2 separate regions of the Homo sapiens genome follow, and region 2 is linked to region 1. Evidence: read pairs that join two places in POLR2A ChIA-PET (ENCODE). Cell type or tissue: endothelial cell of umbilical vein. All regions are shown on one strand. Links, peaks and the distances in the headings refer to the core of each region. The heading gives the core; the rest is flanking DNA. Region 1 overlaps PTPN11 (protein tyrosine phosphatase non-receptor type 11). Region 2 holds the start of HECTD4 (HECT domain E3 ubiquitin protein ligase 4).

The links. Peaks named below come from ENCODE experiments on the same cell type or tissue, not always from the same donor. Only the 100,000 strongest peaks of a DNase experiment are listed, where the experiment ranks them.
Region 2: POLR2A ChIA-PET joins it to region 1 with 12 read pairs; 4 of 35 experiments call an interaction of 5 or more read pairs at or near these places.

The regions. Positions count from the first base shown.
Region 1 is chr12:112,453,696-112,469,475 of GRCh38, forward strand. PTPN11 (protein tyrosine phosphatase non-receptor type 11) reads left to right here. Exons shown (of 16, transcript NM_002834.5): 5 at 869-985; 6 at 2,255-2,368. LOC124903023 (a long non-coding RNA gene) reads right to left here. Exons shown (of 3, transcript XR_007063466.1): 2 at 14,945-15,041; 3 at 4,055-4,209. Among named protein-coding and RNA genes, the nearest start is that of PTPN11, 43 kb to the left of the region's middle. In endothelial cell of umbilical vein, for the core only: no CTCF peak of the experiment used is centred there; no DNase peak of the experiment used is centred there.
Region 2 is chr12:112,373,128-112,388,911 of GRCh38, forward strand. It overlaps HECTD4 (HECT domain E3 ubiquitin protein ligase 4), which reads right to left and starts at 9,304. Exons shown (of 76, transcript NM_001388303.1): 1 at 8,825-9,304. The coding sequence starts at 9,001. RefSeq lists enhancers at 7,262-7,762, 8,948-9,447 and silencers at 8,455-8,944, 8,955-9,224, 9,335-9,624. In endothelial cell of umbilical vein, for the core only: no CTCF peak of the experiment used is centred there; a DNase peak (open chromatin) is centred at 9,324; H3K4me3 peaks cover 1,831 bases; H3K27ac peaks cover 741 bases.

The sequences.
Region 1 (15,780 bases), core at 151-2,650:
ATTTGAGACTGGGTCTTGCTCTGTCACGCAGGCTGGAGTGCAACCTCCCTGGGCTCAGTTGATCTTCCCTCAGCCTCTTGAGTAGCTGGGACTACAGGTGTGTGCCACCATGCCCAGCTAGTGTTTGTATTTTTTGTGGAGATGGTGTTTTGCCGCATTGCCCAGTGTGGTCTTGAACTAGTGCTCAAGAGGCCTGCCTCCTTCAACCTCTCAAAGTGTTAGGATTACAGATGTGAACTACTGTGCCTGATCCAAAGTCAGATTTTCTTTGCTTACTTAGTCAAGTTCGTCTATGCTTTTATTATACTTAATATATTAGTATAGTTACTGTATTAGTATATTAGCATATTTAATATATTATTATACTTATCATACTTGAGTATATTGAGTATATTTACACTTTTAGTATATTTGTATACACACACCACATTTTTATTATTTATCTTTTTTTTGAGACAGAGTCTCCCTCTGTCTCCCAGGCTGAAGCACAGTTGGCTCACTGCAACCTCTGCCTCTTGGGCTCAAGTGATTCTCGTGCCTCACCCTCCTGAGTAGCAGGGATTACAGGTGTCCACCACCAAGCCTGGCTAATTTTTGTATTTTTAGTGGATATGGGGTTTTACCATGTTGGCCAGGCTGGTCTCGAACTCCTGACCTCAAATGATCTGCCCGCCTTGGCCTCCCAAAGTGCTGGAATTACTGGCGTGAGCCACTGCACCCAGCCTATTATCTGTCTTTTGATGGACATTTAAGTTGTCTCTATATACTAGCTATTGTGAATAATGCTGCAGTGAACATGAGAGTGCTTGAAAACACTAATGTAACATAAAGGTAACAAATAATAAATGTCATGTGTTTATCTTGAAAGGAACTGAAATACGACGTTGGTGGAGGAGAACGGTTTGATTCTTTGACAGATCTTGTGGAACATTATAAGAAGAATCCTATGGTGGAAACATTGGGTACAGTACTACAACTCAAGCAGGTGAGCAGATTGGAAAGCTCAAGCTTTCTCCTTAAAAACTTAAAACAAATCCTAATAGAGAATTTTGCAAACATACAGAGGTAGACAGAATAGTATCATCAGCCTCCATGTACCCATTGCAGCTTCAACTATCAAATCTTTTTTTTTTTTTTTTTTTTTGAGACAGTCTTACTCTGTCACCCAGTCTGGAGTACAGTGTTGCAATCTTGGCTCACTACAACCTCTGCTTCCTGGGTTCAAGCGATTCTCCTGCCTCAGCCTCCTGAGTAGCTGGGACTACAGGTGCCCACCACCATGCCCGGCTAGTTTTTGTGTTTTTAATAGAGATGGGGTTTCACCATGTTGGCCTGGCTGGTCTTGAATTCCCGACCTCAGGTTTTCTGCCCGCCTTGGCCTCCCGAAGTTTTGGGATTACAGGCGTGAGCTACCACGCCCGGCCCTAAATCTTTTCTTATTATGATTCCACTCACTGACTGCCGCTATAGTACTTGGAAACATATTCCAGATTTATATTATTCCCATATTTATCTGTAAAAGGCATTACAGAGGTTCTTTTTTTTTTTTTTTTTTTTTGAGATGGAGTTTTGCTCTGTCGCCCAGGCTGGAGTGCAGTGGCGTGTTCTTGGCTCACTGCAACCTCTGCGTCCCGGGTTCAAGAGCTTCTCCTGCCTCAGCCTCCTGAGTAGCTGGGATTATAGGTGGTGCCACTACACCCAGCTAATTTTTGTATTTTTAGTAGAGATGGGGTTTCACCATGTTAGCCAGGCTGGTCTTGAACTCCTGACCTCAAGTGATCTGCCTGCCTCAGCCTCTCAAAGTGCTGGGATTATAGGCATGAGCCACTGCATCTGGCCTAAGGCTGTACAGAGTTTTAAAGCAAGTTTTCATTATAGATCCACTTCTGGTTACCTTTAGGTAACCTCACTTATTCACTTTGGCATTGTTGCTATTTCAAATTTCACCTTTATGATAGTGGAAAATGATATAATCTCTCTAAATAATGTGGTCTATTCATAAAGAAAAATAGGCTTGAATTTATATCAGCAGAGTAAAGTGTATGTGAAGACTGAAGAAAGATACATTTTCTGGCTGAACAGAAAACACGGTGAAACGATTTGAAAACTTTTATTGTGAATTACAGGGTCCTATGAACCCTCTGTCCGTGCCTTTATGAATATCAACATAGACATGTTTTTTTTTTTTTTTTTGCATTAACACCGTTTTCTGTAATATTTTCTTTATTTTACATCAACTGCTGTACTCGATCAGCCCCTTAACACGACTCGTATAAATGCTGCTGAAATAGAAAGCAGAGTTCGAGAACTAAGCAAATTAGCTGAGACCACAGATAAAGTCAAACAAGGCTTTTGGGAAGAATTTGAGGTAAGTTATTAAAAAACTGTTTTTACGTGAGTTGTTATATCCTATTTTTAGTGGAGGAGAAGTTGCTCTTGTGTTTGGAATTGGACCTGAGAGACTTGAAACTGACGTCCTTTTTTAATTCGGCCATTGATTGACACGGAGCAAGTTGCTGAGAGGGCTTCTTCGAAACAGAAGAGCATTGTGTTCTGAGGGAAGGGAGTTGGCAGTGAGTAGTCAATGGATGTGCTAGCCGCTCCATTTGGCTCTTTTGGTTTGGACTGGTGGCAAAATCTCAGAGAAACAAAAGGATCTAATTTCTTCGAAAGATTTCCAGCATGCACTGGGGTCTTTAGAAACAATCTATAGCCTTAGTGCAGCAAATGAGTATGAGTAAAAGAGAAACACCTTGTGGTGGCTTTTTTTTTTTTTTTTTTGAGACAGGGTCTCGCTCTGTCGCCGAAGCTGGAGTGTAGTGGCGTGATCTCGGTTTACTGCAGCCCCGTCCTCCCTGGGCTCAAGTGATCTTCCCATCTCAGCCTACTGAGTAGCTGGGACTACAGGCACATGCCCCTATGCCTGGCTAATTTTTGTATTTTTGGTAGAGATGAGGTTTTGCAGTGTTGCCCAGGCTGGTCTTGAACTCTTGGGCTCAAGTGATCCTCCTACTTAAGCTTCCCGAGTAGCTGGGACTACAGGCACACGATACCATGCCCATCTAATTTTTGTATTTTTTTGTAGAGATGGGGTTTTGCAGTGTTGCCCAGGCTGGTCTTGAACTCTTGGGCTCAAGTGATCCTCCAGCTTTGACGTGCCAAATGTGGTGGCTTTAATTTCAGAGTTCAAATTGATAACTCTGGTAAGTTAAGTGAACTGATTTCTTTTTTTTTTAAATTATTTTTGTTGATTATACTTTAAGTTCTGGGATATATGTGCAGAACGTGCAGGTTTGTACATAGGTATACATGTGCCATCATGGTTTGCTGCACACATTAACCCATCATTTAGGTTTTAAGTCCTGCATGCATTAGGTGTTTGTCCTAATGCTCTCCCTCCCCTTTAATGCATCAGTGAAAAAGTGATGATAGGCTGGGCGTGGTGGCTCACTCCTGTAATCTCAGCACTTTGAGAGGGTGAGGCAGGTGGACCACTTGAATCCAGGAGTTTGCCCCCATCCCCAGACAGTGTGTGTGATGTTCCCCTCCCTGTGTCCATGTGTTCTCATTGTTTGGTTTTCTGTTCCTGTGTTAGTTTGCTGAGAATGATGGTTTCCAGCTTCATCCATGACCCTGCAAAGGACATGAACTCATTCTTTTTTTATGGCTGCATAGTATTCCATGGTGTGTATGTGCCACATTTTCTTTATCCGGTCTATCATTGATGGGCATTTGGGTTGGTTCCAAGTCTTTGCTATTGTAAATAGTGCTGCAATAAACATATGTGTGCATATGTCTTTATAGTAGAATGTTTTATAATCCTTTGGGTATATACCCAGTAATGGGATTGCTGGGTCAAATGGTATTTCTGGTTCTAGATCCTTGAGGAGTCACCACACTGTCTTCCACAATGGTTCAACTAATTTACACTCCCACCAACAGTGTAAAAGCATTCCTATTTCTCCACATCTTCTCCAGCATCTGTTGTTTCCTGACTTTAAGTGAACTGATCTCTTTCCTGAAACTAACTTGGGTTGGAGAATGTCCCTGATGGGAATGTGCTGTGTTCCCATTGCACTCTTCTATATCACTTACCCATTGACAATGTGATCTCTTTCATTTTCTCCTCATCCATTTGACAGAAAACTTCAAAAACAAGGATTCTGGCATATTTACCTTTGCAGTTGTCCCCAGCATGTAGCACGGTGCCTAGTACACAGAAGAAACTCCATAAATGTTTGTTGAATGAGATTTACATTTAACTCATGTTTACATCATTTTATTTTCCTGTTCTGTTTTATGGGAATGATTATTCTATGCTTTTTGAGGACTACAATTTATAAATATTTGTGGATTGAATGAATAAGTGAATACTGGGCAAATAAAGTCCTTTTAGCCAGAGTATGTCTGAACAACTTGCTGAGATAGATATGATTTCCCATTTTCCAGCTGAGGGGCCTAAGGGAGGTTAAGTAAATTATTCAATCTTCATACCACAGTTTTTGTTTTGTTTTGTTTTGTTTTTTTTCCTCCTGAGACAGAGTCTCACTTTGCTGCCATACTGGAGTACAGTGGTGCAATCATAGCTCACTGCAGCGTCCAACTTCTGGGCTCACGCCATCCTCCCACCTCAGCCTCCTGAGTAGCTGGTACTACAGGTGTGCACCACCATAGCCGGCTAATTTTTCATTTTTTGTAGATATGGGGTCTCACTGTGTTACTCAGGTTGGTCTTGAACTTCTGAGCTCAAACAATTCTCCTGTCTTGGCCTCTCAAAGTGTTGGGATTACAGGTGTGAGCCACTGTGCCCGGCCCATACCACAGATATTGATTGAATTCCAGCAGTGGGGAGGAGTGTGGAATAGAACATTCTCAGTCCTTGCTCAACATTACTGAACAGAGACTTGAATTTGAGTTTATTCTCTCATCCCAGGCTTCGCGTTAGGCTCTGAAGACACTAGTGAACAAGACAGACAGGGTTACTGCCTTTAAAGGGAGCTTTTAGTTGAGAGAAGGAAAACAGTGATGAAAAGCATCAGTGAAAAAGTGATGATAGGCTGGGGCGTAGTGGCTACTCCTGTAATCTCAGCACTTTTAGAGGGTGAGGCAGGCAGCTCACTTGATTCCAGGAGTTTGAGACCAGGCTGGGCAACATGGTAAAACCCCGTCTCTACAAAAAATACAAAAAGTAGCTGGGTGTGGGGGTGCGCACCCACAGTCCCAGCTACTCTGGGGGTTGAGGTGGGAGGATTGCTCGAGCCTGGGAGATTGAGGCTGCAGTGAGCTGAGATCACGTCACTGCTCTCCAGCCTGAGCAACAGAGCCAGAACCTGTCCCAAAAAAAAAAAAAATTGATGATAAACATAGTGAGACAGAATTTTGAAATCTCAGCCTCACTGTTGCCTTCCTTGTCCCCTGCCTGCCTAAATAATAAAAGGCAGCATTTCAGCAGTCATTCATTTCATTACTTTCACTTCATTTCACCTTCATAAAGCCTCATGAGGTAAGATGGGAAGATACAGAAGTTTTAGAAACCGCTCATCAAAATTGAATGGAAAGCCGATTGTTCCAAAACTTTTTAGTGTGGAAAATTTCTATTATATGCAAAAGTAGAGAGAATGGGATAGTTATAGCAGTATACCTGACACCCAGCATTAACAACTGTTGATAATATGGCCAATCTTTTTCGACTCTGCCCCACTCACTTCCCCAGCCCTGACTTGTCTTGAAGCAAATACTTTTTTTTTTTTTTTGAGATAGAGTTTTGTTTTGTTTTGTTTTTTGTTTTTGAGATGGAGTCTCACTCTGTCCCCCAAGCTGGAGTGCTGTGGCTTGATCTTGGCTCACTACAACCTCCGCCTCCTGGGTTCAAGTGATTCTTGTGCCTCAGCCTCCTGAGTAACTGGGATTACAGGTGTGTACCACCATGCCCAGCTAATTTTTGTATTTTTAGTAGGGACAGGGTTTTCACTATGTTGGCCACGCTGGTCTCAAACTCCTGACCTCAGGTGATCCGCCTGACTTGGCCTCCGAAAGTGCTGGGATTGTAGGTGTGAGCCACTGCTCCCGGCCTTGAAGCAAATCTTAACACATCATTTCGTCTGTAACTATTTTATTTCAAAAAATTATAACCTGAATAGCATTATCATATCTAAAACTATTAACAGTATTTCCTTAATATTAACACATATCAGTCACATTTTCCTGATTGCTACACACACACACACACACACACACACACACACACTTGCAATTTGTGTTTTTTTCTTTTTAGATGGATCTCACTCTGTTGCCCAGGCTGGAGTGCAATGGTGCATTCTCAGCTCACTGCAACCTCCACCTCCTGGGCTCAACTGATTCTCTTGCCTCAGCCTCCTGAGTAGCTGGGACTACAGGTGCCCACCACCTCACCTGGCTAGTTTTTGTATTTTTAGTAGAGGTGGGGTTTCACCATGTTGGCCAGGTTGGTCTCAAACTTCCGACCTCAGGTGATCCACCCACCTTGGCCTCCCAAAGTGCTGGGATTACAGGCATGAGCCACTGTGCCCAGCAGCAATTTGTTTGAATTGGGAGTGCTTTCTTCCACCTTGATTATGAAAAAATTTCAAATGTGTATAAAACAGATTCATATAAAGGATCCTGATATGCCATTATCAGCTTTATCAATTATCCCTGTCATCATATTTTTTATTTATAAATATTTCAATATTTGTGGAATCCTTAAAAATGCATCACATAACCCAACATTGTTCATATTATACCAATTGTCTTATAATTTAAAAATATTTTGTTCAATCATTTTTCAGATAAGCTTCACACACTGTGGTTGGCTAAGTCTCATAATATTTCTGTTGTAAAAATCTTAAGTCTGGGCGTGGTGGCACACGGCTGTCATTCCAGCACTTTGGGAGGCTGAGGTGGGCGGATCACGAGGTCAAGAGATCGAGACCATCCTGGCCAACATGGTGAAACCCGGTCTCTACTAAAAATACAAAAATTAGCTGGGCGTGGTAGTGCGTGCCTGTAGTCCCAGCTACTCGGGAGGCTGAGGCAGGAGAATCGCTTGAACCCAGAAGGTGGCAGTTGCAGTGAGCCGAGATCGCGCCACTGCACTCCAGCCTAGAGACAGAGTGCGGCTTCATCTCAAAACGAAACAAAACAAAACAATCTTAAGTCTCTTAGAATACTTTGATGCCCCTTCCATCTCTCTTTTTCTGTCTTCCTTCCCCCTCTCCCTGTCTTTTCTGCTGTTGAAGAAAGCAGATCATTTGTCCTGAGAGTTACTTATAGTCTGAATTTTGCTGAGTGCCTCTCTGTGGTGGACTTAAGCATGTATCCATCCCTTATATTTCTTGTAAGTTGATATATCTAGAGACTTCATTGGATACAAGTTTTCTTTGGCAAGATAGCATGTATGGTGGTGTATCAGGAGGTGTTTATGTCCTGTTGTTTCTTCTCTGATTTTCTTAGCAGCTCCTGATCATTATTACTTAGATCCATTAATTCATAAGGGACTATATGGTAGTGATATTGTAATTTTATCATTCTTCTTCATTTGTTAGGTTGGCATATTTCTATAAAAAGCTTTTCATCGCCGAGGGTTGATTTTTTCCTTCTTACTAAGCAGTTTTCTTTTCTTTTTCTTTTTTTTTTTTTTGAGGTAGGTCTCACTGTGTTGCTCAGGCTGGTGTGCAGTGGCGCAAACACACAGTTGCGAACTCTTGGGCTGAGGTGATCCTCCTGCCTCAGTTTCCTGTGTAGTTGGGACCACAGGTGCATGCCACCATGCCTGGCTAATTTTTTGATTCTTTTGTAGAGATGAGGTCTCACTTTATTTCCCAGGCTGGTCTTGAATGTCTGGGCTCAAGCAATCTTTCTACCTCAGCCTCCTGAGTAGCTGGGACTACAGGCACATACCACCATGCCCAGCTAATTTTTTAATTTTTATTTTTAGTAGAGATGTGGTCGTATTATGTTGCTCAGGATGGTCTCGAACTGCAGAGCTCAAGTGATCCTCCTGCCTCAGCCTCCCAGTGTGCTGGGATTATAGGTGTACTACAGGCAAGAGCCAATGAGCCTGGTCAGATTTTTTTTTCCTGATTTGAAATCTGTTATGGGTTCAATTGATACTTCCAAATCAAACTCAGGGTTTCAGGATTTTTACTAACCTCATTGATCTTACCCATGTATCTCCTTTCTCTAATGCCAAAAATCCTACTTCTTGAAGCCATAATAAGATTATTCATTTGTTTTATCCCACATTACACACAACAATCTTAGAATAATGACTTCCCAATAATATGATTACTGAAAACAGTTTAATTTTTTTTGCGCTTTTCAAAAAAATCCTTCAGAGATGTGTAGTCAAGTTACTGTATTCTGCTGGGCACAGTGGCTCACGCCTATAATCCCAGTACTTTGGGAGGACAAGAAGGGAGGATCGCTGGACCTCAGGAGTTTGAGACCAGCCGGGGCAATATAGTGAGACCCTGTCTCTACAAAAGAAAATTAAAAATTAACCAGACATGGTGGCATGTCCCTATAGTCCCAGCTATTGAGAGGCTGTGGCGAGAGTAGGCTTAAGCCCAGGAGTTTGAAGCTGCAGTGAGATACGATTGTGACACTGTACTCTAGGGTGACAGAGCAGGGACCCTGTTTTTAAAAAAAAAAAATGAAAAAACTTCCTGTGCCTTAGACTCATTTGTAATCGTCCTTCTCTCTGTGTGGCTATATGCTAACTGGGTATATGGTTAGTTTATTTGTTTCATTTAAAAAATCTCTTTCTGTTAAGTTTTATTTATAATTACACAAATACTGGCTTTGATAGTCAAATTGAAAAAACAAAGTGTATTCAAAGAAGTCTACCTTCTATCCTTGTCCTTTCCTATGTTTTAGCCATAGTATAAAAAGTTATGGTTTATCATTATATTTCAAAAATATAAGAAGATATTCCCATATCCCACTTTTTCTTAAACAGTAGCATAACTTTACATACTTTTTTCTAACCTTGCTTTTTTAAATATCCTGGACATCCTGGATATCCATAATAGTGTCTAGAGATAGTCTTCATTCTTTTTTTACTGTATAGTAATCCACTGTGTACTTGTACCATAGTTTATTCAACCTATTGATGGGCATTTGGGTAGTTTCCAAATGTATCACAGAGAGGATTACAGTGAATAGCCTTGTGTATGCATCCTGCTTTACTTTTGCTGACTACTGGTAATATTAACATTTTTTATGTTCTGTATTTAAAAAATGGTGGTTATTATTCATCTATAACTTTTATTATACATGACTTTGGTTAGCATGCTTTAACCTTTTAGCATAACATTTGCAAGCTACTTGTTTTAATTAAAATTTTGGTTAAATGTAAAAAATAGTGAGCTATTTTGTAATCTAGATTCAATAGAATCTTATACTTCCTTTACAAATGATAGCTGAGTTGATCATTTGTGTAAATGACTGTGAACTTAAAAATTACAGCATTTTTTAAAATAAATTTTTTTAACATTTTAAAATTATTTAAAATAATAGACACACAAAGTAAAAAGAGAAGAAAAAAAAAAGAGACAGGGTCTTGCTATGTTGCCCAGGCTGGTCTCAAACTCCCAGGCTCAAATGATCCTCCTGCCTTGGCCTCCTAAAGTGTAAGCCACCACACTTGGCAAAAATTAGTTTCTTTAAAACAAAAACATTACAGGTTATCTGGTACCATGGTAGCTTCTTTAACACTAGGTTCACTTAGAACAAAGCTTAGGAACAAAGTCAGACTTTCACAAAGAGCTTGTGTGGCAATGGGGTATTTTTTGCAAATTCCATTGGTGGGGTCAAGATGTGAGTTTAGAAGGAACTCTTAGCCTGACTCTTCTGGCCATGGAAAAAGATGGTTGCTTCTAAATGCTGACCTGGTGATTTTACACTGTCACATCTCAAATTGTGGTCATCTTTTATACATTATTAACAACAAAAGGGAAAAATTGAGTTGACTTTAAGAGGAAGTGGAAAATAACGAGATCACATCTGTACTCTACAGGCTCTCCACAGAGGTCAGACTGAGGTGGTAAAATTGTTGTGCACTAAATTAGGGCATTAACGTTTCATGGAAACTGAAGCTATATCTAAATAGCTGATGGCCTGCTTTCTAGATCTCCTATATACCTGCTTCTCAAATTCAGTCTGTTTTAAAAAATTGCCCTTTGAGGTTGGAACCAGCGAAATAAGGCTGAAAACAGAATAAGCCATTATTGAAAAAATTAGGAACTTGGAAGCAGATACTCATAATCTAAATCCTCTGAAGCTAAAGTTTGATCCACAATAGCAAAGCATTATCATTTTAGTGATTGTACCTTAGTTGTTTCCTGGCAGGTGATAAATTTGGGATCACTTTCTTCTTACAGTGTGCTCTGATAGTCTTTAAAACAAACCAGAGCTCTAAATTGTAATGCCATTGGTAATTTAACTCTGATTTGTCTCTATGCCTGTCTCCTGGTGTTCTGTAAAATTCTACACGTCATTTCAGGTATCACTATCCAGAAGACGTTACTTTTGCCTTTGATGCACTTTAAAATGTGAAGTCTCTTGTGAAGCTCTTTGGTTATTTTCTCCTTTGCTGCTGAAATAAATTCAGGTTGATGATTTTCTTGTAGGATATGTTGTGTGATCTAGACATTGCAAACCCAAGTCTTTGATTTTTTTTTCCCTACAGATTGCCTGTTTCTTTTTTATTTTAATTTTTATTAGTTATTATTATTTTTGAGATGGAGTCTCACTCTGTCACCCAGGCTGGAGTGCAGAGGTGTGATAGCTCACTGCAACCTCCACCTCCCGGGTTCTTGTGCCTCAGCCACCCAGGTAGCTGGGATTACAGGCACGTACCACCACTCTCAGCTAATTTTTTTGTATTTTTAGTAGGGATGGGATTTCTCCATGTTGGCCAGGCTGATCTCAAACTCCTGACCTTAAGTGATCTTCCTGCCTTGGTCTCTGAAAGTGTTGGGATTACAGGTGTGAGCCACTGTGCCTGGCCAGTTATTAATTTTTTTAAAGAGATGGGGTCTCACTATCTTGCCCAGGCTGGAGTGCAGTGGCTCTTTACAGGCACTGTTGTAGTGCACTGCAGCCTTGAACTCCTGGGCTCAAGTGATCCTCCTGAGAGGCTGGAATTACAGGCACACACCACTGTGTCCAACAGATTGCCCATTTGTGATCTGTGTAAATATCTCTCACTTCCTGCAGTATCTCTGCTCAAGAATGTAAAGAGATGGATAATATTTTTAGATTTGTTGAAACAAAGTAAAGTTCTGCTCAAATGAGAATGACACTAACTAAATGAAAAGGCCGGTTATAATTCTGTAATTTTGTGCCTGCAATGTGTGTGTTATTGTACACTTGAATCGGCCCTGTGCATTGTGGCGAGGTGCATATTGCATGGTTGTATTGAAAAGGTGCTTGGGCCGGGCGTGGTGGCTCACACCTGTAATCCCAGCAATTTGGGAGGCTGAGGCAGCTGGATTACCTGAGGTTAGGAGTTCAAGACCAGCCTGGCCAACATGGTGAAACCCTGTTTCTAGTAAAAAATACAAAAAATTAGCTGGGTGTGGTGGTGGGTGCCTGTAATACCAGCTACTAGGGAGGCTAAGGCAGGGAGAATTGCTTAAACCTGGGAGGCAGAGGTTGCAGTGAGCTGAGATTGTGCCACTGCACTCCAGCCTGAGTGTATCACAAAAAAAAAAAAAAAAGGTTTTTGCCCTCTCTCTGTGCCTGCTGCTCCCTGTTGAGTCCTATAGGCCTGAGCTGCCAGGGGGTACTGTGGGCTGAGACTGGACATTGCAACCGACTGCAAGGCACCGTGGGACCCAGGTTGTGGATGGACTGTCTCTCGGGCTTTCTTCTTTCCATTCATCTTCCTCCTCTAACTCCCCTCTGTATCCAGTATCCTTGCTCTCCATACACCTGCTTCATTCTTTTTCCTTCAGTAGATTTTTCTGCTTCTTGACTTACAAACCCTACTTCTAGCCCCTTTCAGATATTGAAACTAGCAACTTTCAGGCTTTGTACCAAAGTCTCAGAGATTCTCATTGACTCGGATGCCATCCATCTCTAGTCCAAAGAACAATGTCAAGGACATGAACATGTGGAACAAAAGTGTCTGCTGTGGACACCTTTGGGGAGAAATAGTTTTCAGTGATGAGGGTTGTAGTGAGTTGGGCAGATATCCCAAAAATATCTGCCAAAAACTATAGACACTTCTGGTTGCAGTGACTTATTCCTTCCTTCATTCAGCAAATACTGATTGAACACCGACTGTATGTCTGGATCTATTCTAGGTTTTGGGGGTGGAGCAGTGAACAAATCAGTCTTTATCTTTATAGAGTGTACAGTCAAGTGGGAGAGACAGGCAGTAAACAAAGAAACAGTTCAATATTCAATCTGTGAGATGGTGATAAGTGCTACAGAGAAAACAAACTAGTGTAAGATAAAAAGGGTGTTTTGATAGGCCTTTACTATTTAGGTCTCTTTGATAAGGTGGCATTTGAACAAAGCTCTGAAGGAAATAATGGAGCCAACCATGCATATAACCTCAGGGAGAACATTCTAGGTAGAGGGAACAGCAAGTGCAAAGGCCCTGAAGTGGGGGTTTGTTTACCTTGTTGCACAATCTGCACACAGGCCAGTACAATTGGAATGGATGGGAAATGTAAAAGAGAGAAGTTGAAAAGGCCAGGTGCAGTGGCTCATGCCTACAATCCCAGCATTTTGGGAGGCTGAAGTGGGAGGAATTTGAGATCAGCCTGGGCAACAGAACCAGACCTCGGGCTAATTTTTGTATTTTTAGTAGAGACAGGGTTTCACCATATTGGCCAGGCTGATCTCAAACTCCTGACCTCAGGTGATCCTCCTGCCTCAGCCTCCCAAAGTGCTAGGATTACAGGTGTGAGCCATGGCCCCCAGCCGTATCTTTGTCTTAAAAAGTAATCTCTGTGCTTGGTAGGCCAAGAATTTAAAATATAAAAAATTTAAGAAAGAAAAAAAATAAGTAAAGTAACTATACAGGTTGGTCTGGCCGTAATGGTGAGTGTCATTATTTTTCTTCCCTAGGTATTTTGGCTCTGTTGCTCAGAGCAGTGCAGGCGAAATGGTCATTAGGGCATCGTCATGGTGCCTGGGGATGCCTGGCTCAGCCAGTTTATTTTCTGTCTGCCTCTCTCCTTGGTCCTTTTCCTCCACTTTCATTCATGAAATTCTAGTCAAGAGCTGGGTCCAGTGGTTTTCAATCCAAGGGCTTTGGAAGCCTCTGGGGTCTATTTTGGTCATTGCAGTCACTGGGCTGCTGCTCCTGGCATTTAGGTTGGCAGGGGTCTGGGCTGGGAAGCAGGAATGTTCAGTGGCCATAAATGTAAGGGTTGGTCTTACATTTACATAAGGGAGACAATGAAAACTTAACTCCTCCACAGTAGTGGAGTAGTGCCGTTGGGTACTCACAGTCAGTAGTGCCGTTGGGTACTCACATGTACAACATGGATCAGGACATTGACTTTCTGTGGATACCTTTTAATAGTTTATTAGATGTGTTAGGCTGTTTTGCACTGCTCTAAAGGAATATCTGAGTCTAGGTAATTTATAAAGACAAGAGGTTTAATTGGCTCATGGTTCTGAAGGCTGTACAAGCATGGCTCCAGCATCTGCTTCTGGTGAGGGCCTCAGGAAGCTTCCGGTCATAGTGGAAGGCAAAAGGAGGGCAGACGATCACATGGCCGGAGTGGTGGCAAGGGTGGGGTGGGAGCCACGCTCTTTTTTTAATTTTATTTTAATTTGAGACAGTGTCTCACTCTTTTGCCCAGCCTGGAGTGCAGTGGCGTGATCTCAGCTCACTGCAGCCTCTGCCTCCCAGGTTCAAGCAATTCTCCTGCCTCAGCCTCCTGAGTAGTTGGGACTACAGGCGCGCATCACAATGCCCAGCTGATTTTTGTATTTTTAGCAGAGACAGGGTTTCACCATGTTGGCCAGGCTGGTCTCGGACTCCTGATCTCAAGTAATCCGCCTGCCTCGGCCTCCCAAAGTGCTGGGATTACAGGCATGAGCCACTGCGCACGGCCACCACACTGTTTTAAACAACCAGATTGCACGTGAACTTAGAGTGAGAACTCACTGTGAGGATGGCACCAAAACATTCATGAAGGATCCACCACCTTCCTTTAGGCCCCACCTCCAACACTGGAGGTCATATTTCAACTTGAGATTTGGAGGGGACAGACATCCAAACCGTATCATTAAATTTAATAGTTTTATGCAGTTTTTTTGGCTCTAGATCTGTTTAGACTCCTGCAGTCAGGTGTCTGTAACTAGCCTCTGGTCCTTTTTGAGAGTTCACAGTTTGGTGCAAACCCTTTGGATGTATTATTTGGGAAAATGGGATATCTGGCAGCCTGTGTCCCTGCTTTACATTATCCTTTTTGCTGCCTGCCCCAAGCCTCCTCATTAGCATCCCTGCCAAGGCCAGTGGAGAAGGATGGAGATGCGGTGACATTCAGCTTGACAGGTCATTAGCAGCTTTTGTGCCCTAGGGACTGCTGGTGGGAGGGAGGTTGTGGAAGATAAACCCTGACAGGAATGTATTCTCCTCGAGGGCAGGGTTTATTTGATATTTTTCTGGAGCTTAGAACCATAAGCCTGGTGCTGGGGAGGAAGCGCCCTTAGCATTTGGTAGCCTCTGTGGGCAGAGCATGGAAAGTCACAACTTCTGAATTGTTTGTATTTTCAGTCTCACTCTAGATGGATGGCATCTTCTGCTATGGGAAATGAAATATGTTTAGGCAACTTGAGTCCCAGGTGCAGATGAGGCTGGGCTAATTGGTGCACTAGGGAAGGAGCCGGGGGAGAGATGTGCTGTTAGCTATTATCAATCTGTGACAACTGTCAGCTGCTGGCAGTTAGCACCCACCTGAGCCTGGGATGCAGGGGTGCCTCTCCTGTCCTCTGTGGAAGCCTCTGGACCCAGCAGCCATCTTGACTGTGCACTGTTCAAGCCCCAAGTCCGCCTGGAAGAGGTGATTGAGAACTTACTGCAGGATAAGGAAAGCGCAGGACAGGTGCAGTGGCTCACGCCTGTAATCTCAGTGCTTTGGGAGGCTGAGGCCGGAGGAGGGCTGGAGTCCTTGAGTGCGAGACCAGCCTGGGCAACATAGTGAGACCCTGTCTTTACAAAAAGGAAAAGAATTAGCCAGATGTGGTGGTGCGTGCCTGTAGTCCCAGCCACTCAAGAGGCTGAGGTGCGAGGATCACTTGAGCCCAGGAGTTTGAGGTTACAGTGAGCTATGATCATACCACTGCATTCCAGCCTGGGTGAGAGAGCATGACTCTGTCCCAACAACAAAAAAAAAGATTAAGGGAAGCCTCTGGCAGACCTGATGATGGGTGGCCCAGCCAAAATGAGTATTGATGAGGATTTCCCTGGTCTGGAACTCTGAATTTAGTCTGGCAAAGTATTCCCTTTGTGTTGTGAGATGATTCTTGGTGTTACCCCATCACGGTAGGTAAGATGAATTAGCAAATGAGAAAGGCTTTCTCTTTTTCATCCTTATCTAGTCCGTAGATGAAGCCTGAAGAAGGTCTCCATATGGTAGTAGTAAGTGTTTAACATCTACCTCTAACACTTGCCTGTGTCTTTTTTTTTTTGCAAAGCCTCAGGAATGCCCCAGTATCTAGGTAGAATTTGATAATATTTCATTTTTGTTATATTCCCTTTTCTGTTTACCTTCTATATACAGCAAAATGAAA
Region 2 (15,784 bases), core at 7,765-10,264, 73 kb before region 1:
ATATGGACTCAGGGCTGGAATCAGACAGACCTATTTCAGTCTTAGCTTTGCCACTAACTATCTTACCTTTGTCAAGTTACTTAACTTTTGTCTGTGCCAGTTTCCTCATTTATAAAATAAAGATAATCCTTGGCCAGGCACGGTGGCTGACGCCTGAAATTCCAACACTTGGGAGGCCAAGGAGGGTGGATCACTTGAGGTCAGGAGTTAGCCTGGCCAACATGGTGAAACCCCGTCTCTACTAAAAATACAAAAAATAGCCAGGTGTGGTGGCACGGGAGTTACTCGGGAGGCTGAGGCAGAAGAATCACTTGAACCCAGGAGGCGGAGGTTGCAGTGAGCCGAGATCACGCCACTGCACTCCAGCCTGGGCGACAAAGTAAGACTCCATTTCAAAACAAACAAAACAAAACAAAAATAATAAAAGTAAAGATAATCCAGTACCAACCTCATGTTTTTTGTGAGGATCAAATAAAATAATGGATGTGAAGTACTTAGCACAGAACATACCACTCAATATGCTGGCGCTGTTGTCGTGGGAGTGGTAGAGATAGTGACAATGATGACTAAGAAGATGCACCAGAAGATAACTAGGGGCTGAGCGCAGTGGCTCACACATATAATCCCAGCACTTTGGGAGGCTGAGGTGGGCAGATCACCAGAGGTCAGGAGTTCCAGACCAGCCTGGCCAACATTGTGAAACCCTGTGTCTGCTAAAAATATAAAATTAGCCAGGCATGGTGATGCATGCCTGTAATCCCAACTACTCGGGAGGCTGAGGCAGGAGAACCACTTGAACCCGGGAGGCGAAGGTTGCAGTGAGCTGCGATCGTGCTATTGCGCTCCAGCCTAGGTGACAGAACGAGACTCTGTCTCAAAAAAAAAAAAAAAAAAAAGTAACTAGTGATTTCTGAAGGTATGGAATTTGGCCAGGTGCAGTGGCTCACACCTGTATTCCCAGCACTTTGGGAGACTGAGACAGGAGGATTGCTTGAGGCCAGGAGTTCACAACCAGCCTGAGCAACACAGCATGACTCCATCTCTATAAAACATTAAAAAATTAGTAGCACACCGGTAGTCCCAGCTACTCAGGAGGCTAAGGTGGGAAGACCACTTAAAGCACAGGAGTGTGAGGCTGCAGTGAACTATGATCACACCACTGCTCTCCAGCCAGTGACAGAGTGAGAACCTGTCTCTAGAAAAATATGTTTAAAAAAAGGTATGGAATTTGCCCAAGGTCATACAGCAAGCAAGGAGCAGAGCTAGAATTTCAATCCCAGTTTGACTCTTTAAACCTGACTTTAACTTCAAGGCAATACTGTCTCCCACAGCCCTCAAATACTTCATTCTCATTTTACAGCTCGAGCCAGACAAGCCTGAAAGCCTGTTGGGCCTTTTGCCCAAGCTCACAGAATACTGCACCAAGATTCAGTGACTCCTATTACAGTGCTCATTAATTGCATGGTAATCAACACTACTGGTGAACAAGGGTAGTTTATTCGCTTATTCATTAACTCATCCAAATCTAGAATTCTATAAAAGTACATAAACACTTTCCAAAGGATTTTGCCCAAAGGATATATAGGCTAGCAGTGTCCTCCTAGGAGAATAGACCAACATAAATCTAAATATCATCTCAAAGATTTCACTTGAGTGTATGATAAGTATTTAAAGCCTTGATGATTTCAGCTGATCAACTTCAAACCCAAATGCCCCTTTTCTTATCTGGCAAAACAAAATAATAAACAAAAACCCTTTGCATCTATTAGGTTCCATTTGTTAATTAACATATAATTGGCGTACAGTAAACTGCACATATTTAAAGTGTGTGATTTAATGAGTTTTGACATACATATACAAATGTGAAACCATCACCACAATCAAAATAGGGAAAGAGCCATCGCCCCAAAAGTTTCTTCATGCTCCTTTATACTCCGTCCCTCTCATCCTTTCCTGCCTGCCTGCCTCTATCCCCAGGTAACCACTACAGATTAGTCTGCATTTCTAGAATTTCATAGAAATGGAGTCTTACAGTATATACTCCTGTTTGTCTGGTTTCTTCCACTCTGCATAAATCCATGTTGTGAGTACCAACGGTTCATTCGTTTTTGTTGCTGAGTAATACTCCATTGTATGGATGTACCACATTTGTTTATCCATTCACCTGCTGACGGACATTTGGATTGTTTCCAGCTTTGGGCAATCACAAATAAAGCTGACTTGAACATTCACGTTCAAGTCTTTGTGTGGTGTGGGGCGGGGTGGAGAGGGAGTACTTAAAAGCAAACACAATGAAATATGAGAAGCACTAACCAAAATGCTTAAATTTAAAATGAACTTCAACTGTGGAGTAAGAAATATCTTAGCCACCTTGGGTAAGTCAATCAGCTTCTCTGTCAATACTCTTATATACGATGCCTGCTTGTTCCCAACCGCAGTTTGTAAAGAAAAATGGAATAGGAAGCAGAATGCTTTTGGAATTCTCACAAGTAAGCTATTCCTTCTTTTCCCCCTCTTAAATTCCCTTTATCTTAAAAAGAATAATGTTCTATGAAATGCAATGCAAAATGCAATAACATTTGAGATGTTATTTTTGAGTTATTGCTTTTTTATTTCTCTTAAATGTATATTTATTTCAACATTTTAAAAAAATTTCCTAAGCCGGTCGTGGTGGCTCACGTCTGTAATCCCAAAACTTTGAGAGGTAGAGGCGGCTGGATCACTTGAGGTCAGCAGTTCAAGTCCACCCTGGCCAATATGGCGAAACCGCATCTCTACTAAAAATACAAAAAAAAAAAAAAAATTAGCTGGGGTGAGGGTCGCTTGTAATCCCAGCTACTTGGCAGGCTGAGGCAGGAGAATCCCTTGAACCTGAGAGGCAGAGGTTGCAGTGAACCGAGATACAGCCATTGCACCCTAGGTTGGGCAACAGAGCAGGACTCCTGTCTAAAAAAAAATAATAATAAAAATTCCTATATGCCTTTTGCTTTCCACCAGCAACATAAAATTAAAATAAATACAAACGGCTATTTTTTCTTTTTTTTTCTCTTTGCCTTTTTCCACATGTTCTAACAAATGGCTATTTTAAAGAATAAGCAAAAGCCTCACTCTGCATTCTTTTTTTTTGTTTTGTTTTGGAGATGGAGTCTCACTCTGTGGCCCAGGCTGGAGCGCAGTGGCCTGATCTCGGCTCACTGCAAGCTCCGCCTCCTGGGTTCACGCCATTCTCCTGCCTCAGCCTCCCGAGTAGCTGGGACTACAGGCGCCCGCCACCACGCCCGGCTAATTTTTTGTATTTTTAGTAGAGACGGGGTTTCACCGTGTTAGCCAGGATGGTCTCGATCTCCTGACCTCGTGATCTGCCCGCCGTGGCCTCCCAAAGTGCTGGGATTACAGGCATGAGCCACCACGCCCGGCCACACTCTGCATTCTTAATTCACTCATAGTAAGATCCAAAGCCCTCACCTACAAGGATCTACTTGATTTGTATCCCCTGCTCCCCATCTCTCCTCTCCCCTTTAGCTTACTGGGCTCAGACCTCCAAATATGCTGAGGACGCTTCCCTCTCAAGGACTTGGCTCTTGCTGTCGTCTCTGTATGGGATGTTCTTTCCCATATGGTATACTCCCTCCCTCCCTTCAGGTCTCTGCTCAAAAGCCATCCTGGGCTTTCCTTTTGTGTCCACCCTATATAAAACAGGACAGGCTGGGTGCAGTGGCTGACGCCTGTAATCCCAACTCTTTGGGAGGCGGAGGTGGGCAGATCACCTGAGGTCCGGAGTTCAAGACCAGCCTGACCAACATGGTGAAACTCATCTCTACTAAAAATACAAAAATTAGCCAGGCGTGGTGGTGCGTGCCTGTAATCTCAGCTCCTCAGGGGGCTGAGGCTGGAGAATCGCCTCAACCCGGGAGGTGGAGGCTGCAGTGAGCAGAGATGGCACTACTGCATTCCAGCCTGGGAAACAGAGCAAGAATCTCTGTCTCGAACATAAATAATTAAAAATAAGATAAAATAAAACAGGACAGTTGGCTGAGTGCAGTGACTCATGCTGAGCACTCTGGGAGTCTCAGGTGGGAAGATCACTTGAGGCCAAGAGGAATTCAAGACCAGCCTGGACAATATAGCAAGGCCCCAACTCTAATAAAAAAAAAAAATAAAACAAAAAAACGGAGCCCTCTTTCCAATGCTCTCCATCTCTTTACTGAGCTATACTTTTCTCTTTAGCACTTATCATTTGCCTCTATGTCATGTTACATATTTGTCATTGTCTATATCATCCCACTAAATTATAAGCTTTTTGAGGACAAGGATTTTATTTTATCCACTGCTATATCCCCAACATCCAGGACGGTTGGCCCAGCTCACTCTAAATTCCACCAATACTTGTTGAATGAATTAGTTGATTAAACATTATTTATTGCTTTAAAAAAAAATCTGTTTAGAAATTTACTGGGAAGAGGCCGGGTGCGGTGGCTCACGCCTGTAATCTCGGCACTTTGGGAGGCTAAGGAAAGCAGATTATTTGAGGTTAGGAGTTCGAGACCAGCCTGGCCAACATGGTGAAACCCAGTGTCTACTAAAAATACAAAATTAGCTGGGCATGGTGGCACATGCCTGTAATCCCAGCTAACTGGAAGGCTGAGGTAGAAGAATTGCTTGAACCCGTGAGGTGGAGGTTGCAGTGAGCCGAGATCGCATCACTGCACTCCAGCCTGGGTAACAAGAATAAAACTCGGTCTCAAAAAAGAAAGAAAGAAAGAAAGAAAAAGAATTTACTGGGAAGAAAAATTTTAATTCAAATACTCTGGATCTGCTTAAATTAAAATACTAAATTCATGTTGATCTACTTCTTAGGAGGGATTCTTTCTTTAGATTGACTTTGAGCAGCGCTTACAGGGTGAACAGAACACTGGAATCCAAAGGTAGAAAAGCTAGGGTCTAGTCATTGCCCTGCCACAACTAGCTATGCTATAGTGACTAAGTCATAACCTCATCTTCTGATCACTGAGATCTCCTGATCTCAGAGAACTTCTTTCTAAAATGAGGGACATTATTATCTCTAAAGTCTCTTCTGCTCTAAAATTCTAAGACTCTTTTTTTCTTTTTTTGACGGAGTCTCGCTATGTTGCCCAGGCTGGAGTGCAGTGACGCGATCTCAGCTCACTGCAAGCTCCGCCTCCCGGGTTCACACCATTCTCCTGCCTCAGCCTCCCGAGTAGCTGGGACTACAAGCGCCCGCCACCACGCCCGGCTAATTTTTTGTATTTTTTTTTTTAGTAGAGACGGGGTTTCACTGTGTTAGCCAGGATGGTCTCAATCTCCTGACCTTGTGATTCGCCCGTCTTGGTCTCCCAAATTGCTGGGATTACAGGCATGAGCCACTGCGACCGGCGTAAAATTCTAAGACGTCTATTGCACTCTTCTGCAGTAAGGTTGCCAGTCATAATTAGTCAACTTGAGTCCCGTTCCTCATAATCCGAAAGTGTTAACTGAAGGATTCTATATATTATAAAACTCTGTGGAAAATGGCCATTATTCACCCAGATGTCCACTGGAAGGAGAGGCTTGAAACACTGTATTTCATAGGTGTGGTGGTATTTCAAAAGATAGCTTTTAAAAAATTAATAAACCGGCCAGACGCTGTGGCTCACGCCTGTAATCCCAGAACTTTGGGAGGCCGAGGCGGGAGGATCACAAGGTCAGGAGATTGAGACCATCCTGGCTAACATGGTGAAACCCCGTCTCTACTAAAAATACAAAAATTAGCTGGGTGTGGCGGCATGCGCCTGTAGTCCCAGCTGCTGGGGAGGCTGAGGCAGGAGAATGGTGTGAACCCAGGAGGCGGAGCTTGCAGTGAGCTGAGATTGTGCCACTGCACTCCAGCCTGGGCGACAGAGCAAGACTCCGTCTCAAAAAAAAAAACCAAAAATTAATAGACCACGAATCTTCCTCAAATATGAAAAAGAAACAGTTACTAAAAGAAAATAGAGATTCTTCCTTCTGTAGCCAGTTATGAAATTTAAAATAATTGCAAATAAAAATACTATACATGCATGGAGGCAATAAAATATTATGATGAGGAGCAGATGTGCAGTGAACAGAACTAGGTTAACGTGCAAGCTCTTCATGTGCTCTTGAACAAGTCGAATACCTACTCTGCACTTCCTTCATCTGTACAATGAGTGCAATATTTCCAATTGTTAGGCTCTTTTGAGAATTTAATAAAATAATGCCTGACATGTAGGATACATTTAATCAATATTATTAAGTAATTAAATATGTGCTGGGCATGGTGGCTCATGCCTGTAATCCCAGCACTTTGGGAGGCCAAGGCAGGCGGATCACCTGAGGTCAGGAGTTCGAGACTTGCCTGGCCAACATGGCAAAACCTTGTCTCTACTAAAAATACAAAAATTAGCCCGGCATGGTGGTGTATGCCTGTAATCCCAGCTACTTGGGAGGCTGAGGCAGGAAAATTGCCTCAACCCGGGAGGTGGAGGTTGCAGTGAGCTGAGATGGAGCCACTGCACTCTAGCCTGGGCAACAGAGAGAGACCCTGTCTCAAAATAAAAAATAAAAAGATTTTTTATATATATATATATATATGTGAATACACCCACACAAACACAAATCTAATAGCCACAAAAACATTCTTAGCTATCTATTTCTCCTGATACCATGGAGCCTGTATAACATGGAAAGAATGAAACAAGTTATTCACTACTACCAGTCATAAATGTTTATCACCCATACACATACTAGTTGCTGAGAAATCAGACCATAAATTTAAAAAGCAATTAAAAAAAAAAATCTAGCAGGCCAGAGAGGTTCTTTCCTTTGAAAACCATTCTTCTGTGGAAATAGCTGACAAATTCACGCAATACATTTATAAACATTTTAGGAAAACCAACATCACAGATATTTTAACTAATCCTACTCTTTCTAATCCTAAAAATAAACTACATAAATGACATATATGTATAAATTTTGGTTCTGTGAACTTGGATTAGTCTTTAAGAAACAAAGAGCATAGGCACGGCATAGTGGCTCACGCCTGTAATCTCAGCACTTTGGGAAGCCAAGGCAGGCAGATCACTTGAGGTCAGGAGTTCGAGACCAGCCTGGCCAACATGGTGAAACCCTGTCTCTACTAAAAATACAAAAATTAGCCAGGCATGGTGGCGCGTGCCTGTAATCCCAGCAACTCGGGAGGCAGAGGCAGGAGAATCGTTTGAATCCGGGAGGCAGAGGCTGCAGTGGGCTGAGATCGCGCCACTGCACTCCAGCCTGGGCGACAGAGCAAGACTCGGTCTCGGGGGAAAAAAAAGAAAAGAAAGAAACAAAGAGCATCCACTTTCCACCTTTCACACACAACACAGCCAATTAAATCAAAAGATTCCACTATCATAGCATAATACCCCTTGAGTTTTCAGGCAGATAAGACACTCAGACACACCTTGCTTGTTATAGAACAGGCCCAAATGAGACACAATAAAACGATGATTCCATGTTAGGAATTCCCTACCAACCATATCCTCCTCTTTTTGGTGACTAGATTGTAAAATAAGTCAATTAAGAGTTCATAACGGAAGTGCTGAAGCAACCGCAAATCCAGACACAAAAATACAGTGGAACGTATTCGCATCTCAAGCACGTCCAAATGTCTCGGCCAATGTGATCCGATCACTGCCGTTTCCAGAAACACACAGTAATGGCTTTTAATTCATTTCTATAAATGTTCGTTGTGCGTAAAGCCAAACTGCACGCAAAACCGCAAAACACAAAAGATCCCTCGCATGCCGTTTATAGCCAGAAGATAGGCCATCCTCTCTGCGCCCTACCCCAGAAAGCTCTCCTTACGGCAGTAAAAATTTGATGACACCCCATGCTACCTACACATCAAAATGTCATCCCACAAAGTGGAAGGGGAGCAGTGTCAGCATCCGTTGGCCTCCATGAAACGACACTGCCAGTATTCCCACCTCTAGGCAAACACGAACCCAAGTGAAGTCGATGGAAAGTTCCCACCAACCAGGCATATTTGGTTCCCTTCTGCCCCCAAGGCCAAGCAGCTCAACTGATGAGATCTGCTGTTGCACCTGCCACGGCTCTGAACCCGGGATGCTTGGCGACCCCCGGGGCACACAAAAAGGCCCTGCGGCCTAACGCGCCAGTGACCCTTCCCCGAGAGTGCATGGAGGGCCGCTGGAGCATCCCTCTCGCTGTCCACAGCGCCCGCTTCCCTGACAAAGGCCCCGTGTCAATCCATCCGAGACACAACACAGAGAAGTTGCTGGATTGCCCATCGCGGACCCGCAGCTGCCACTACCCTCTCCCGGAAAAAAACCAAACCAAACCAAACAAAAAAAACAGAACTAGGGAAGAAAAGGATGGGAGGGTACACAGCGTGAAAATCAAAATGTTCCCAAAGCTAAGCAACCTGGGTGTGCCCTGGAAGTGGGTCCTGGGGGCCCGTGGGGGAGGGGAGGGAGGGCCCGGGTGGTGGCGGTGGCTCCTCTGGGGCATGAAGGCCGAGCCAGGCGCTAGCCTAATAAAATGCCGGGTGTCGGAACGCTCAAAAGAAAACCACAAATGAAATCCCCTGCGGGCGCCAGGCCCCGAGGAGGGAGGGAGGGAGAGCGGGGCGGGCGGTCCGCAGACCTGCGGCCGCGGCCCCACCTGCCCGCCCCGCGCCCACACACACCTGCCCCGGCAGCCGCCGGGAGGCGAGGCCGCGGCTGAGGCGAGGAGGGGGCCCGACCCGGGGGTGCCGGGCGAGTGGGTCAGTCCGATGGCGGGGGCCGGGGGCCGCCTCGCTCACCTCCAGGTCGGTGTCCGCGGCCTCTGGGGCCCCGAGGATCTCGCTGGGCAGCTCGGCCAGGTCGGTGACCCGGATCAGCCCGTCGTGCAGGAAGATGGTCTCTTCCTTCACCGAGAGCCACTGCGCCGAGTCAGCGGCCGCCGCCGCCGCCGCCGCCGCGGCCGCCGACGAGCCCATGGCCCCGGCTGAAGGCTTGGCGCTGAGGAGCAGACGCCCGGCCGGGGGAAACGGAGCAGGAGCCGCCGCGATCACCAGTCCATGGCAGCGGCCGCCGCGCCCGCCAGCGGCGCCCCACTTGCTGCCTCGCCCGTGCAACTCCGCCCTAGGCGGTCCGAGTCGCCATACCCCCGACCCCGGCCCGGGAGACCCCGGCCCTGCCGCCGCCGCCGCCGCCGCCGCCGCCGCCGCCCTCAGGAGCAGGATCCGCCTCTGCCGCTCGGCAACCAACTGTCAGTGAGACGCCATGTTGGGGGCGGGGCTCCCGGCATGCCTCGCGGAGCGGACAATACAGGCCCCGCCCGCCGCTCCGCCCACCGCTCCGCGGACGAGGCCACCCGGGTGGCCTGGACGTCCGCCTAGCCCTTCGCTGCCGCCTGCCCTCGGCCTGACCTCCGCCGGCCCCTTCTCCCCCTGGCCATTCAGGGTAGCCCTGGCTTTGCAGCGCGCCAGGGAAGAGGACGCCGCTTCCCCCGTCCTGTCCCTACTCAGGTGTGCACCCCTTGCTCGGGCCCGCGCCCCCACCCTGGGCAGAGCATAGAGATCACTCCTTGTTTTCACGTTTAAATGAGATGCAAGCAAAAGGCTGGCGCAGAATAGGCGCTGCACACTTGTTCATAAGCACTTGGTAGAATCACATAGTAGATGATTAATATTGACTGAAAAGTCTAGTACCCAGTAAGCACTCAAAACCTGGTGAAAATAAAGCGTCTGTCCACAATGCTTGGTGCTCAATGCCCGACACTTAATATGTGCTCCATGAGTGGCAATTCTAATTATTGCTATGTTCGTTCCATCAGTGTTCCACACTAATTGACATACACCTTAAAAATATGCTCACTAGGCCGGGTGCGGTGGCTCACACCTGTAATCCCAGCACGGAGGTCAAGGCAGAAGGACTGCTTGAGCCCAGAAGTTTGAGGCCAGCCTGGGCAACATAGGGAGACCCCATCTCTACAAAAAATAAAAATTAGCGGGGCAGGGTGGCAAGCGTCTGTAGTCCTGCTACTCGGGAGGCTGAGGCAAGAGGATCTCTTGAACTCAGGAGGTGGAGGCTGCAGTGAGCTATTATCTTGCCACTGCACTCCAGCCCGGGCGACAGAGGGAGACCCCATCCCTCCCTCCCCACCAAAAATATATATATGCCCACCAGTGCCATTTTATAAAAACAAGAAAGGAAAACTATATGTATAAAGAACAATGCATGAACAAATACACACCAGATGTTTAAGGTGAGTTGCCATGGGAGTGTGGGGCTGGTCTGGAACTACTGAGATGAGATTGTTCTCTATTACTTGTATATTTTTATCACTTAAAAAATAATAAAACAGGCCGGGCACAGTGGCTTACACCTGTAATCCCAGCACTTTGGGAGGCCAAGGTGGGCAGATCACCTGAGGTCAGGAGTTCGAGACCAGCCTGGTCAACATGATGAAACCCTGTCTCTGCTAAAAAAAATACACAAATTAGCCAGGAATGGTTGCACATGCCTGTAGTCCCAGATACTCAGGAGGCTGAGGCAGGAGAATAGCTGGAACCCAGGAGGCGGAGGTTGCAGTGAGCCGAGATCATGCCACTGCACTCCAGCCTGGGCAACAGAGCAAGACTCCATCTCAATAATAATAATAATAATAATAATAACAATAACAATAACAGGAGAACATTAAGGTGCATACCCTTTGATCCAGCAATTCAACTTTGAGGAAGTTGTCTGAAGGAAATAATCAGACTCGTAGTCAAGGATGGATATACAGGGTTGTGTAGCTCAATATTGTTTACAAAAGGAAAAACTTATCAATCTAGATGTCCAACAATATGGGGCTGGTTAACTAAAATATGATATATCCATAAGATGGAATATTATGGCCGGGCACAGTGGCTCACGTGGGTAATCCCAACACTTTGGGAGGCCAAGGCTGGCAGATCTCTTGAGCCCAGAAGCTCGAGACCCCCTTGGGCAACATGACAAAACCCCGTCACTACAAAAAATACAAAAATTAGCCAGGCGTGGTGGTGCACACCCATAGTCCCAGCTACTCAGGAGGCTGAAGCAGGAAGATCGTTTGAGCCCAGAAGGCAGAAGTTGCAGTGATTCAGCTAAGATTATGCCACTGCACTCCAGCCTGGGCAACAGAGTAAGACCCTGTCTCAAAAAAGAAGAAAAGAAGAGGAAGAGGAGGAAGAAGAGAACAATAAATCCAGCAGTTCAGAGTTGATCAGAACCATGGAAACAATAAAACAGGCAAGTGTAATGGAATGGCCATTTCATCAAATCCTCCCAAATGTCTGAGAGGGGGAGTATTATTATTCCTACTTTCAGCTGGGAAGTCAAGACTCAGTTAGATACTTTGCTCAATGTCACAAAGCCAGTAAACATCAAAGCTCAGATGTAAACCCAGGTCTGTCCGATTTTACAACTTCAGCTTCCTTATTTTGACTGTAAGAAAACTCCTTCATTCCTTTTTTTTTTTTTTTTGAGACGGAGTCTTGCTCTGTTGCCCAGGCTGGAGTGCAATGGCATGATCTCGGCTCACTGCAACCTCTTGACTCACTGCAACCTCTGCCTCCTGGTTTCAAGTGATTCTCCTGCCTCAGCCTCCCGAGTAGCTGGGATTACAGGCGTGCACCACCATGCCTGGCTAATTTTTGTATTTTTAGTAGAGACGGGGTTTTACCATGTCGGTCAGGCTGGTCTCGAACTCCTGACCTCGTGATCTACCCGCCTCGGCCTCCCAAAGTGCTGGGATTACAGGTGTGAGCCACCGCGCCCGGCCCTTCATTCCCTTTTCCAAACCTAATAACAACTATCTATCACAATTAAAAATATATATATAGGCTGGATGTGGTGGCTTGCACCTGTAATCCCAGCATTTTGGGAGGCTGAGGCAGGCAGATCACCTGCGGTCAGGAGTTCGAGAGCAGCGTGGCCAACATGGCAAAACCCTTTCTCTACTAAAAAATATATAAAAATTAGCCAGGTGTCGTGGCGTGCACCTGTAGTCCCAGCTACTCAGGAGGCTGAGGCAGGAGAATCACTTGAACCCAGGAGGCGGAGGTTGCGGTGAGCCGAGATAGCGCCATTGCACTCCAGCCTGGGCAACAAGAGTGCAACGCTGTCTCTAAATAAATAAATAAATAAATAAACAAGCAAAATTAGGTGAGCATCGTGATGTGCAGCTGTAGTCCTAGCTACTTAGAAGGCTGAGGTGGGAGGATTGCTTGAGCCCAGGAGGTTGAAGCTGCAATGAGCCATGGTTGTGTCACTGCACTCTAGCCTGGGTGACAGAGAGAGACCCTGTCTCTATTATTTATTTTATTTTATTTTTTTTGAGACAGAGTCTTGCTCTGTCACCCAGGCTGGAGTGCAGTAGTGCAATCTTGGCTCACTGCAACCTCCATCTCCTGGGTTCAAGTGATTCTCCTGCCTCAGCCTCCCGAGTAGCTGGGATTACAGGCATGTACCACCACGCTCGGCCAATTTTGTATTTTTAGTAGAGGCGGGGTTTCACCATGTTGGTCAGGCTGGTCTCAAAGTCCTGACCTCAGGTGATCCACCCACCTCGGCCTCCCAAAGTGCTGGGATTACAGGCATGAGCCACTGCGCCTGGCCCATTTTATTTTATTTATTTATTTCGAGATGGAGTTTCACTCTGTCACCCAGGCTGGAGTGCAATGGCTAGATCTTGGCTCACTGCAACCTCCGCCTCCCGGGTTCAAGTGATTCTCCTGGTTCAGCCTCCCGAGTAGTTGGGATTACAGGCACCCACCACCACACCCGGCTAACTTTTGTACGTTTAGTAGAGATGGGGTTTCACCATGTTGGCCAGGCTGGTATTTTTTCATTTTTAAAAAAATTTTTTTAGAGATGGGCTCTGCCTGTGTTGCCTAGGCTGATCTCCAACTCCTAGCCTCACGTGATATTCACACCTTGGCCTCCCCAAAGCACTGGGATTACAGGCATGAGCCACTATGACCGGCCCATCACAATTTTTAAATGCTTAGATTCAGGACTCTAACCATCTTAAATAGTTCAGATAAAATTTCTTCTATACTTAGTCTTATTTCTTCTACTCTTAATGATGTTTTAAGATCAGGAGTCAAGGTGCCCAGGAACTCTTGTCCTTCAGCCTAAGTGATGAAAACAGCACAGATCTAGGGCTTAAAGTCTTTAGACTGCATAATGAATAGTTATTTAATATTTTAGCAACAGTAATTAATTAGTCATAGGACTGCATGGCTGCCACTGCACCATGATGAGGCAGCTGATGAATTAATATTTATAGAACCCCCTCCGGAAAGGAGACCATTTAGTAGGGATTTCTAGAACAGATCAGCAAGACAAAGAAAATGCCTGGTCAAAAGAACTTTAGGTTGGAAGCTACGAGGAAGAGAATCTGTATCTAGTCTAGACAACACACACATACACACACAAGACATTCATTTATAGGAAGGAAAGATTTATGGCTTATGACTTCTTTTCTTTGGAATCGTCATTTCTACTCTTCTATTCAAGAATGGGGGATCAGGATGGGAAAAGGAGCAAGAGAAAGTGTTGGCTGGGCAACCCTAAGTTAGAAGCAGAGAAGAAATATGAGGAAAATAGGAAGAATAGCTATGACTAGGTTGGACCTCAGTTACTCCTGGGAGGCATCTCCCCAAGAGGGAGCAGCAGGCTTGTTGATGGAGATCATCTCCCTCCTGCCCCAGCTGCTGACGTGATACTCGCTAGCCCTGGCTCAAGCTGGGGCCCCTCTGGGATTTTGCAATATCTCTCCCTTCTGCTGGTTTTCTATACCAGCTGACTGTCTAAAATGACTTCGTAATCCTTCCTGGGTCCAAAAATATGTGAGTGTGGTGTGAAGATAAGTGGTCCTTGATAAACTTTATTAGAGCTTAAAGGTGGTTTTAGATGAGGCAGCCATGTTAATTTTTAAGGCCTTTCAAAACACCAAGGAAAAAATACACACACACACACACACACACACACACAGAACCTATGGGGGAGATTGATTATTTCCGTCTTACTAATTACAGTCTCAAAGAGGAAACACACACACCTACTCAAAATCTTTTTTCCAAGTGTTCTGGTAGGCCCTGTTCATATTTTTATTTCAAAGAAGATTATTTTGGCTCATGGGTGGATCTATGTGGTAACAGGGAAAAGAAATCAGATGAAAGAGATATTTGAAAACGAGGAGGGGGAAATTCTCCTTGGAGCACCACTGAATTGCTAAAACTAAAGGACGGGTCTCCACATTGATGAAAAGCCAGAAGATGAAGCAGCATTAAATGCCTTTCTCATTTGAAAAGATCATCAGCAGCAGGGAGCTCTGAAAGATGCTATGTCCTCCATCGCCACCTTGTGTGCATCACAGGCCTTGCTGCACTGGGATTTGTAGTTCAGACTTGGAAATTTGCTAACATTCGTCTCCTGCAAAAAAATTAGATTAAGAAAAAGTTGTGGCCGGGCGCGGTGGCTCACGCCTGTAATCCCAGCACTTTGGAAGGCCGAGGCGGGTGGATCACGAGGTCAGGAGATAGAGACCATCCTGGCTAACACGGTGAAACCCCGTCTCTACTAAAAATACTAGCCGTGCGCGGTGGCAGGCGCCTGTAGTCCCAGCTACTCGGGAGGCTGAGGCGGGAGAATGGCGTGAACCCAGGAGGCGGAGCTTGCGGTGAGCCGAGATCGCGCCACTGCACTCCAGTCTGGGCAACAGAGCGAGACTCCGTCTCACAAAAACACAAAAAAACAAAAACAAAAAGTTATGGCTCATGCCTGTAATCCCAGCACTTTGGGAAGCCGAGGTGGGCGGATCACCTGAAGTCAGGAGTTCGAGACCAGCCTGGCCAACAGGGCAAAACCCCATCTCTACTAAAATTACAAAATTAGCCAGGTGTGGTGGTGCGCGCCTGTAATCCCAGTTACCCAGTTACCAGGAGGCTGAGGCATGAGAATCACTTGAACCCGGGAGATGAATGTTGCAGCGAGCCGAGATTACGCCACTGCACTCCAGCCTGGGCAACCTAACGAGTCCATCTCAAAAAATAAAAATAAAAATAAAAATAAAAAAGTTGTTAGCACAAAGGAAAAGTGGACAAAAGATATTATTGAAGAGTTTTCACTCAAGGAAAAGCAAACACTGTACGTTTTTGTTCCTTCAGTATTCATTAAATGCCTACTCTGTGCCAGGCAGAGTTAGGTTTGAGGATCGAGTTCCCAAGGAGACTGGCAGCTTCCCTTTCTCATGAAAGACAGGGAGGCTGCTTGAAGGAATCATTCCAACGGGGATGAGAAGTCCGGGCACCTAGTCTGGGGGTGAGGTTCCCGGAAGATGTTGAGTTTAAAGCTGGTAACTGCTACGTATGAGTTAATGAATGTGAGGATGGTGGGGGAAACTTCAATACTATTATTCACCAAAAAAAGCACATGCAATGCAGTGTGGTGTTTGAATCATGGACTGCTTGGATTTGGTCCCAGATCTTTTGCATGTTACCATGAAGAAGTAATTCCACCTACCTGTTTCCCAGTTTTCTGGGATGATGGTGGTGGTATCTACCTTCATAAGTAAGCAAGGTTGGTTCCTTCTGAGGATTTTTTGTTTGTTTCTTTGTTTGTTTGTTTGAGACAGGGTCTCAGTCTGTTTCCCAGGCTGGAGTGCAGTGGTGCGATCTCAACTCACTGCAACTTCTGCCTCCCAGGCTCAAGTGATCCTCCCGCCTCAGCCTTCTGAGTAGCTGGGA